Regions from separate parts of the Mus musculus genome. Here all the other regions are linked to region 3. Evidence: chromatin loops called from intact Hi-C (ENCODE). Cell type or tissue: heart. All regions are shown on one strand. Region 1 holds the start of U2af1 (U2 small nuclear ribonucleoprotein auxiliary factor (U2AF) 1). Region 2 overlaps Abcg1 (ATP binding cassette subfamily G member 1). Region 3 has its middle 38 kb from the start of Abcg1.

The links. Hi-C counts contacts between places; a loop is a spot of excess contacts. Peaks named below come from ENCODE experiments on the same cell type or tissue, not always from the same donor. Only the 100,000 strongest peaks of a DNase experiment are listed, where the experiment ranks them.
Region 1: a loop joins it to region 3, with 4 times the contacts of the local background. A loop is called at or near these places in 3 of 42 quality-filtered maps.
Region 2: a loop joins it to region 3, with 2.4 times the contacts of the local background. A loop is called at or near these places in 5 of 42 quality-filtered maps.

The regions. Positions count from the first base shown.
Region 1 is chr17:31,657,634-31,660,133 of GRCm38, reverse strand. U2af1 (U2 small nuclear ribonucleoprotein auxiliary factor (U2AF) 1) reads left to right here and starts at 1,380. Exons shown (of 8, transcript NM_024187.4): 1 at 1,380-1,481. The coding sequence starts at 1,438. In heart, CTCF peaks have their summits at 1,116 and 1,323; a DNase peak (open chromatin) is centred at 1,283; H3K4me3 peaks cover 1,934 bases; H3K27ac peaks cover 1,866 bases.
Region 2 is chr17:31,071,946-31,074,445 of GRCm38, reverse strand. All of the region lies in intron 2 of Abcg1 (ATP binding cassette subfamily G member 1), which reads right to left. Among named protein-coding and RNA genes, the nearest start is that of Abcg1, 16 kb to the right of the region's middle. In heart, no CTCF peak of the experiment used is centred here; DNase peaks (open chromatin) are centred at 255, 985, 1,425 and 2,315; H3K4me3 peaks cover 1,179 bases; H3K27ac peaks cover 2,500 bases.
Region 3 is chr17:31,018,217-31,020,716 of GRCm38, reverse strand. No RefSeq gene overlaps it. Among named protein-coding and RNA genes, the nearest start is that of Abcg1, 38 kb to the left of the region's middle. In heart, CTCF peaks have their summits at 991 (motif pointing left) and 2,247; no DNase peak of the experiment used is centred here; H3K27ac peaks cover 240 bases.

The sequences.
Region 1 (2,500 bases), 640 kb before region 3:
GGCCAGCCTGGTCTACAAAGTGAGTTCCGGGACAGCCAGGGCTACACAGAGAAACCCTATCTTGGAAAACAAAACCAACCAGACAAAGAAACAAAACAAAAAGTGGAAAGATGCCTGTATACTTAGAGCCTTGGGAGCCATAGAAGGCCACCAACAGGAATAGATGTCACCAGGTCTGTATTCTTTTAAACTCTCTGTCATGTCAGCTGGAGCAATATTATACCAGCTGTATTAGTTACTTGTAGTTGAGGGAGAGAGAGCCCAGTGATACAATGCATGGCGAAGTATGAAGTGGTTATCCCTGCCCTCACAGACATACCCAGAAGCCTCTTCTCCATAACTCAGAAAAGTGGATTTAAACATTACACCAACCAAGGCTCGGGATGTCATTCAGTTGATAGAGTGCTTGCTTAACATACAGCATCATATAAACCTATTTGGTAGTACACACTGGTAACCCTAGCACTCAGGATGGTAAGAGATTCAGAAGGATCAGAAGTTCAAGGTCATCTGTAGCTGTACATAGTAGCTATGTAGCCTGATGCATACACAAGACCATCCCATGGAGAAACAAAAAACAAAACACGCTCAATAAAACAAACATCGTAGCAGCCTGTGTCTATATATGTGTCACAGGGCTTATTCTTCTAATGTCTCCAAATAAGAGATAAATAGATGTGACAGGGGAAGATGAATGGGTGAGGCATGGATAGTTGGGTAGCTTAATTAGTGAGGGGTGAATGGGCGTGTGGGAAGAAAGAAGGATGAACAAACTAATGGTCTGGTGGACCTGATCGGGTCATTCATCCTGGTTCCAGTAACCAGGTTAACTAGTGAGAGCCTGTGAGGAGACCCCAGCTTCCCACAACCCTCTTCCACGGTTCGTCCTCGGATGGAAGTGGCTCTATAGCCAGAGAGAGCAGATAAAGTCATCCAACCAAGATGACCCCGCAGCCTGGGTCTCTGCCTGAGATAACGGAGATTAGGCTCTGCCTGGAAATTTGGTGACTTGAAGGTGAGCCTTGTGACTGTGAGGATGCTGTGGTTTAAGGCCCTCCAGGAGGCCGGACAGAGCCCCTTATCTACAGCTGCACTGGTGGGAGGCCTGGGACAGGAGGGCCAGCAAGGGGAGAGGGCGCGGTCCCAGCGGCGGGAGCGGGAAACAGCGGTGCTGAGCACGCGCGGAGCGGCTGTCCACAGCCTAAGCCGCAAGCAATGCGCGGGACCCGCCCGGGCGCCAAGGAGTGCGCAGGCGCCAGGGTAGGGGCGGAGCCTCCTCATGCTCTTCGTCCCGCCCCCGCGCTGGCAGCACCTTTCCCAATTGGACAGAGTCGCTACGACGGGTGGGGAGAGCGTCGTCGCGTCGGGTGACGTCTCCGGAGGGACGTCGGCGTAGTCGGCAGCGTCGGCTGCCGTGCCTGAGTCGTCCGCTCGAAAATGGCGGAATACTTGGCCTCCATCTTCGGCACCGAAAAAGACAAGTGAGTAGGGCCGGCCTGCCGGGACTTGGGCTGGGGAGGCGACGGGCAGCGGGTGCCGGTCGAGGCAAGCGGCGGTGACGTCCAGGCGTGGCGGCTGGCTCGGGCCTGGAGACCTCGCGCGGCTCGGCGCCGCCGCCTCGTGGGCCGGGCGGCGGGACTGGCGGGCGGCTCGGGCTGGGCCTCGGCGCCTCGAGCTCCACCGCGGGCGCTCCATGCCGGGTTCTACGCGGGGCCCTGCCCCACGCCGCGCTCCCACTGCTGCCCGGGGCTTCTGTGGCGAAGTAACACGTTTCTTGCAACTTTAGGCTTTGAGTTATCGTGTCGGAAGTGCTGTGGCCCCGTCCTCTCTAGCATTCAGTGCTGGGGCCGACCTTTGGGAGCGGTTTCGACCGAATAAACCTCCTGCCTGCCTAAGCGTTGGCGGACCCGCCTTTCTTTTTAAATTAAGGTTTGCATTTCCGTAGCCAACTGTTAGGGTAAGAGGAAAAGGAATAGCAATATTCCCGCCTGTGGTCGTGTGCTGCGAGGCACATACTCATTTCCGCGTGTCGGCTGAAATTTAGGTTAAGGGGAATGTCTTCGGACACTTTCAAGGATAATTCCTACTTTGAAAACCTAAGGATTTAAGTATCTGGCTTAATCTGCTTCCAGTAAGTAGTCACCATCTTTATGTTTCTGAATCTTGTACAAGGTTTATGCAGATGTCAGTCACGGTGGTAAGCGTTTGCAATAGATAACGTTTTTGGTGCCACATTCTCACTCTTAAAATGTTCTGTTTTCCAGGATGGAGGCTGTCCGATCAGGCACCTTTATACAGTCTTCAGTGTTTGAAAGAGGGGATGTTTCTAAAAGTCTCATGCCTGAATCGGCAGTCACTCAAGAGACATTTAATTGGATGTTAGGTCTAGACCAGTCTTGGAGAATCAGCTGGAATAAAGTCTGGGTTCTCAGGAAGTCATGGAGGAAGGTTGTGCCTTGTGTTAAGGATGACTAAAATACATTAAAGGGACTAGAGAGAT
Region 2 (2,500 bases), 54 kb before region 3:
GCCTAAATTAAGCTCAAAGGAGTCATCAGGCCAGCGTCTCAAGAAGGCCCTGGTCCCCAGGGAGGGCATGACAGGACACCTCCTGTTCCGTCCTGTCCTGGGCCTTCCAGTTACCTAAATGAGAGAAAACGAGCTTTTCTTACATCTGTGAGCTCACAGACTTAGCCAGAGATGCTACAAAATGCTCTCCTGGAGTTCAGCTATTATTGTGCAATCTCAGCGGTCCCCAGGATGAAGTGACTCAGTTGGGGCAGGAAAGCCCTCCGGATTCCAGCTGGCTTAGTGGATCCACAGACCCAGTCTTAAAGGAAAAATTCCAGGGTTTGGGAACCCGGCCTGGTCTTTTTCTAGAACTGGTCATAGAGAGAAGGTCTGCCTCTTATGTCTTCCGAAGATCTGAACAGGAAGCAAATAAGATCATTTCCAAGGAGTCACAGACCAGCAGTGTTTCTTGGAAAAGGGTGTGACCTAGGGCTATGAGCTCTTTGACTTTAAACAGCAGTATAGAAGCACCACCCACCCACCCACCCGCACTCGATTAGCACACACACACACAAACACACAAGTCCTATCAAAACTTCAAGGTCATAGCTAGCACACGGAGAAGGCTTCGGCATTCTGGTATCTGCTATGTTACTCCCACTCAGCCACATTCCTCAATTAAGCTTAAATAGGAAACAACCATGTGCATCAATATATTCATCCAGTAATATGTCCTGCTTCATCTGCTTCAGAGTCTTCCTGTTGGAGAAGCTCTCAATTCTGGGTGCCTTTTGGACCTGGAGCGGAGAATGTGACCCGGGGCTTTGCTCTTTATAGGAAGGTGCAGCATCGGGACCTCTTGAGCCCCCTAGAGCAGCAACATCCTCTTAGCAACAGTGCCCGGCGCGCGCGGCCAATCGCGCAGCTCCCCGCTGCCGCCAGCTGGAGGTTACTAGCGAGCATTGACCGATAGTAACCCCGGCGCGGGCGGCAGTGACAGACAGGTACACATTGCGCCTGCGCAACGGCGCACACCTGCCCCGCCCGCACCTGCACACTGGAGGAGGCCGCTCCTTGCTGCATCCCCTTCCAGTCACTGAGAATTCCTAAGAACTCCTGCAGGCAGCCTCTACCGAGCCAGCAGCCAGGGTTACTTGTGAGCAATGGAGCCGGTGTGTCCCAGCAGCCTGTAGGATGCTCACAGAACCACAGAAGGAGGGGAGGGATGCTCTAATTAATAAAAACCCGTTATGGGGCTGTAACTTGGCCAGAGCCTTCAATACCAGGCCATGTAGATGACAGTTGGCTGGAATGAACTATTCTCTCATTCATATTTATGTGTTCTCTGTGTGTGTGTGTGTGTGTGTGTGTGTGTTACTCCATCTTGGAGAATGAGCATAGGTCTTAATGTGCCCAGCAGGCAGTACACAGTTCTGGACTCCAGGTAGAGGTCAAACCTGCCTCCCTCCCCACCTCCACTGACAGTAGGCAAAAAGGTCTTTGTGTGGTACCCACAGTGTCTGTCTCCTGAGCAAGAACTTAACACCGCCCGCCCGCTGGTCTAGGCCTCCTGAAACATTTGGAGGCAGAGAATTGAAGCCCTGGGGTAATGAGACAATGTGGGAAAGGAAACAGCAAACATTAGCTATTTGTAATTGAAAATAAGCATGACTCCCTCCAAAGTGGGAGAAGAGGCATAAGACTGAGACCTCCCACAATCCATGCTGGGATGCCTGGCCCAGGGGCTTCTAGGCCAAGCCACCAGTTGCCACATGACAGATACAGAGCAGAAGATTCATGCTGCTTCTCGACTGGACTCTACCCTTACCAGTAGCAGAGAACCTTCTGGAAGGTACGCCTGCCTCTGCCCTGTGACCCACAAGTGTCACCGTGTCATGCAATCTCCAAGCAAACCTGGGCCCTCATCTCTCTAGCAGCCCAGTCACCTATAAAGGCTGCTCACCCTGATAAACTGGATTGCTGTTTGTCCCTGGTCAGTCTCTTATTCTGTGCGGTTCGTGGGCCCACTTCGAGACTAAGATCGCTTGTTCCACAGAGTTCCAGAAGCAGGAGCTGGACCAACTCAGGAAACTTATCCAAACACTGATTTTCTTAGCTCAGAGGCATTTTCTAAGAACGGATCTTGTGTGTGTGTGAGCACACTCGTGCTGTCCTGGGAGTCTCGGTTCCTAGTGACTGTGGTAATCAAACAGACTGACTTGTGGGAAGGGATAGTGCAGATGGTTGGCCCCCAACATGTGGGAGTTCAGACTAGGGCAAGCCCAAGGCTCCTGTTGGCGCCGAGATCTAGATTCTAAATATAGGTCTCAGCTGGACCTAATCACAGCCTTGATAGGCCTCCTGGCATATCTGACTTTTCACACTGAATGCCATTTGTCCCACTGCACAGAGAGGTATCTAACAACATACAGCTGGCTCAGAGGATAGTGAAACTATGGCGTTGGGTCATGTGGAACCAGCAGCCCCATCAGCCAGCCTTGGAAAAGCCCTTTTACAC
Region 3 (2,500 bases):
AGCGAATAGCTGTTATATTGGGGGCAGTGGGGGAGGGGATCCCCCAAAGTTTCAGGACAGGGTTTATGTGTGCTCATGGAACTCAGGCAGTTTGCTGTCTCCCAGAATTACAGTAAGAACCTACCATCCACAACCCCTGCAGTCTTGCCAAGGGGGTAGAGGTGTTGCAAAGAGGAAAGAGATTCCTTCTGTGTTCTGTGGTCACCGCGACCTGGGGTCCTCACATGCAGCTTGTGAAAGAAATTTTAAGTCACTGTTGTCCAGAATGCAGGGGTACCTGTGAGGAATCTCAGGTGTGCAGCTCAGGGATCCACCATGTCTGAGTCAGAGTGGGTGGAGGAAGGTCTGACCAGTAGAGTGGTTATTGGCAGGACTTAGCCAGACCCCCAAGATATGTCCATCCCTGCCAGCAAACCCTGGATGAGCTCCAAGACTGGAATGTAGGCCTCCCGGGCTGCCCCACCCCCTGAACTGCTTGACCTTTCTGCCTCTCATAACCCAATTCTTGATGCTCCTTAGCAGATCTGGGCCCATGGGATGGTTTTAGGCACCTAGTGATTCCTGTTCTGTACCAAATTCTCTGGGGACAAGGATATGTGTTTTGTTCTTTATTCTACCCGCCCCCCATAATGGCTGCCTTTGCAGTCTGGAAAAACAACCAGAGAGATTATAGGAGATACACAGATAGTGTTTTGGCAGGGTATGGTGCCTTTCCACAGGAACTCATGTCCCACAGAGAACTATGGACACCGTTAAGCTTCAACTGGCCTTTGCTGACAAATGTCCTTATATGAGGCTGTGGTGGCCTCTTCACAGGCTTCTGGTTTTGGCCTTTTTCTGTATTGGTTACTGTCAAGTGATCTTGCAGAAAACTCCTTTGTGGACTCTTTGTTAGGGCCAACACAAGGGAATCCATTTGATTTTCACACCTTGACCTTTCTGGCTTAACCAACATCTTGGCTCTAAGGGCTCTGCCCACAGCGCCCTCTAGTGGTGAATTCCTAGGATCCAGACAGCAGCCTCCAACTCTTGTCCAGCAATCCTTACAATCCGTTCCCTGCAGCAGCAAGTATCCACTTTGGGTTTGAAAACTCCAAAGAGGATTCAAGTCTTGGTCAGAGCAACTGGAAAGAAGTAACTGTCTTATATCCTCCCAGTACTTGAAGGACTTGAAGGAAATGGGTCTGTGCTCAGGCTAACTCTGGTTTGTCAAACCAGAAACTCCTCCCTATCCCAGCTATAAGCACTCCCTCCCTCCCTCCCTCCCTCCCTCCCTCCCTCCCTCCCTCCCTCCCTCCCTACCCCCTACCTCTCCTGAAGCTGTGAAGGACTGGAGTTAAGCAGATGTGCCATGTACCCAGAGTGTAGCTCAGAGCAGCCCTGCATCCATAACTAAGCAAGTCGGTTACCCTCACAGCCAGAGCATCCCAACCCTGAAGACCGGGAGAGGCTCCTCCTATGGGCTGCCCCAGGAAAAGCTGTGCCCTTAGTCTCTGTGGCCCTTTACTGCTGCCTTCCAGAGATGGAGAGGCACCATCCCCTGGGACTTTCCTGAGTGGTTTCTCTCATGTTCAGCCTCCACTCTGGCCCCCCAGTGTTCTCCACAGAAGGTCATAACTACAGGAACATCTCACTGCTGGGGACACCAGCAGTCTGGTCCCTGCTAAGCTTGGCTCCTATGGACGCTAGTCTCCCAATGCCTAGCCACCAGACTGTCTGGGACCAATTGATTGAAAATTTAAAAGTCCCACAGGAATAAGGTTGTGAGTGCCTGCTTCCCATAAAACATCATTTCTGGGGTAGCAGGAAGAGGGTCCCTCATCCACGGGGCTTGAAACTGAAAGTGGCTTGGGAATGTTTACATATTTATAATTTGGTATCTCCTGGTCAAGACCCAAGTTTAAAGGTAAAGTTAAAGTTCTGTATGTGTCATGAACTCACTCACACTCCCAGGAGGAAGGTAAGCATTGTGGGTTTAGTTAGTTTTTTTAATGTACCTACACTTCATGGCAGCCATCTACTGAATGAGGTCAGGAGTGGAACTTTCCATATGTAGTGTCTCTTACACACACACACACACACACACACATTTTGACAGGAGAGCATCATGGATTTCCCATGTTTGAATAATGGATGCATGGGCTCTAACAACTCCAGCCCATAGGACCACAGAGATGAAGTGAAGGCACAGCTGTTGGCCATGTTCTGGACTTTTCTCTCCTGGGAAGTTCTCATTGCTGCCCTCTCTGGGAACATCTGTGTACTGCAGCTTCTCTGCCTTGTTTAAGGCTCTTGCCAGAATCTCCCATCCATCCCAGGACTGAGAAGGCCCCGACTCAGCTTCTCATCTGGATAAGGACGTGGCTTGCAACCCGGCCTGCTTTTCTGACCACCACCTCATACCTGTTCTGCTGAAGATGATGTGGACAAGGATTCAGGGTACGGTTGGTTAGTACCCGTGTAGATGCTGTGTAACTGTACTGCGCAGATGCTGATTCTG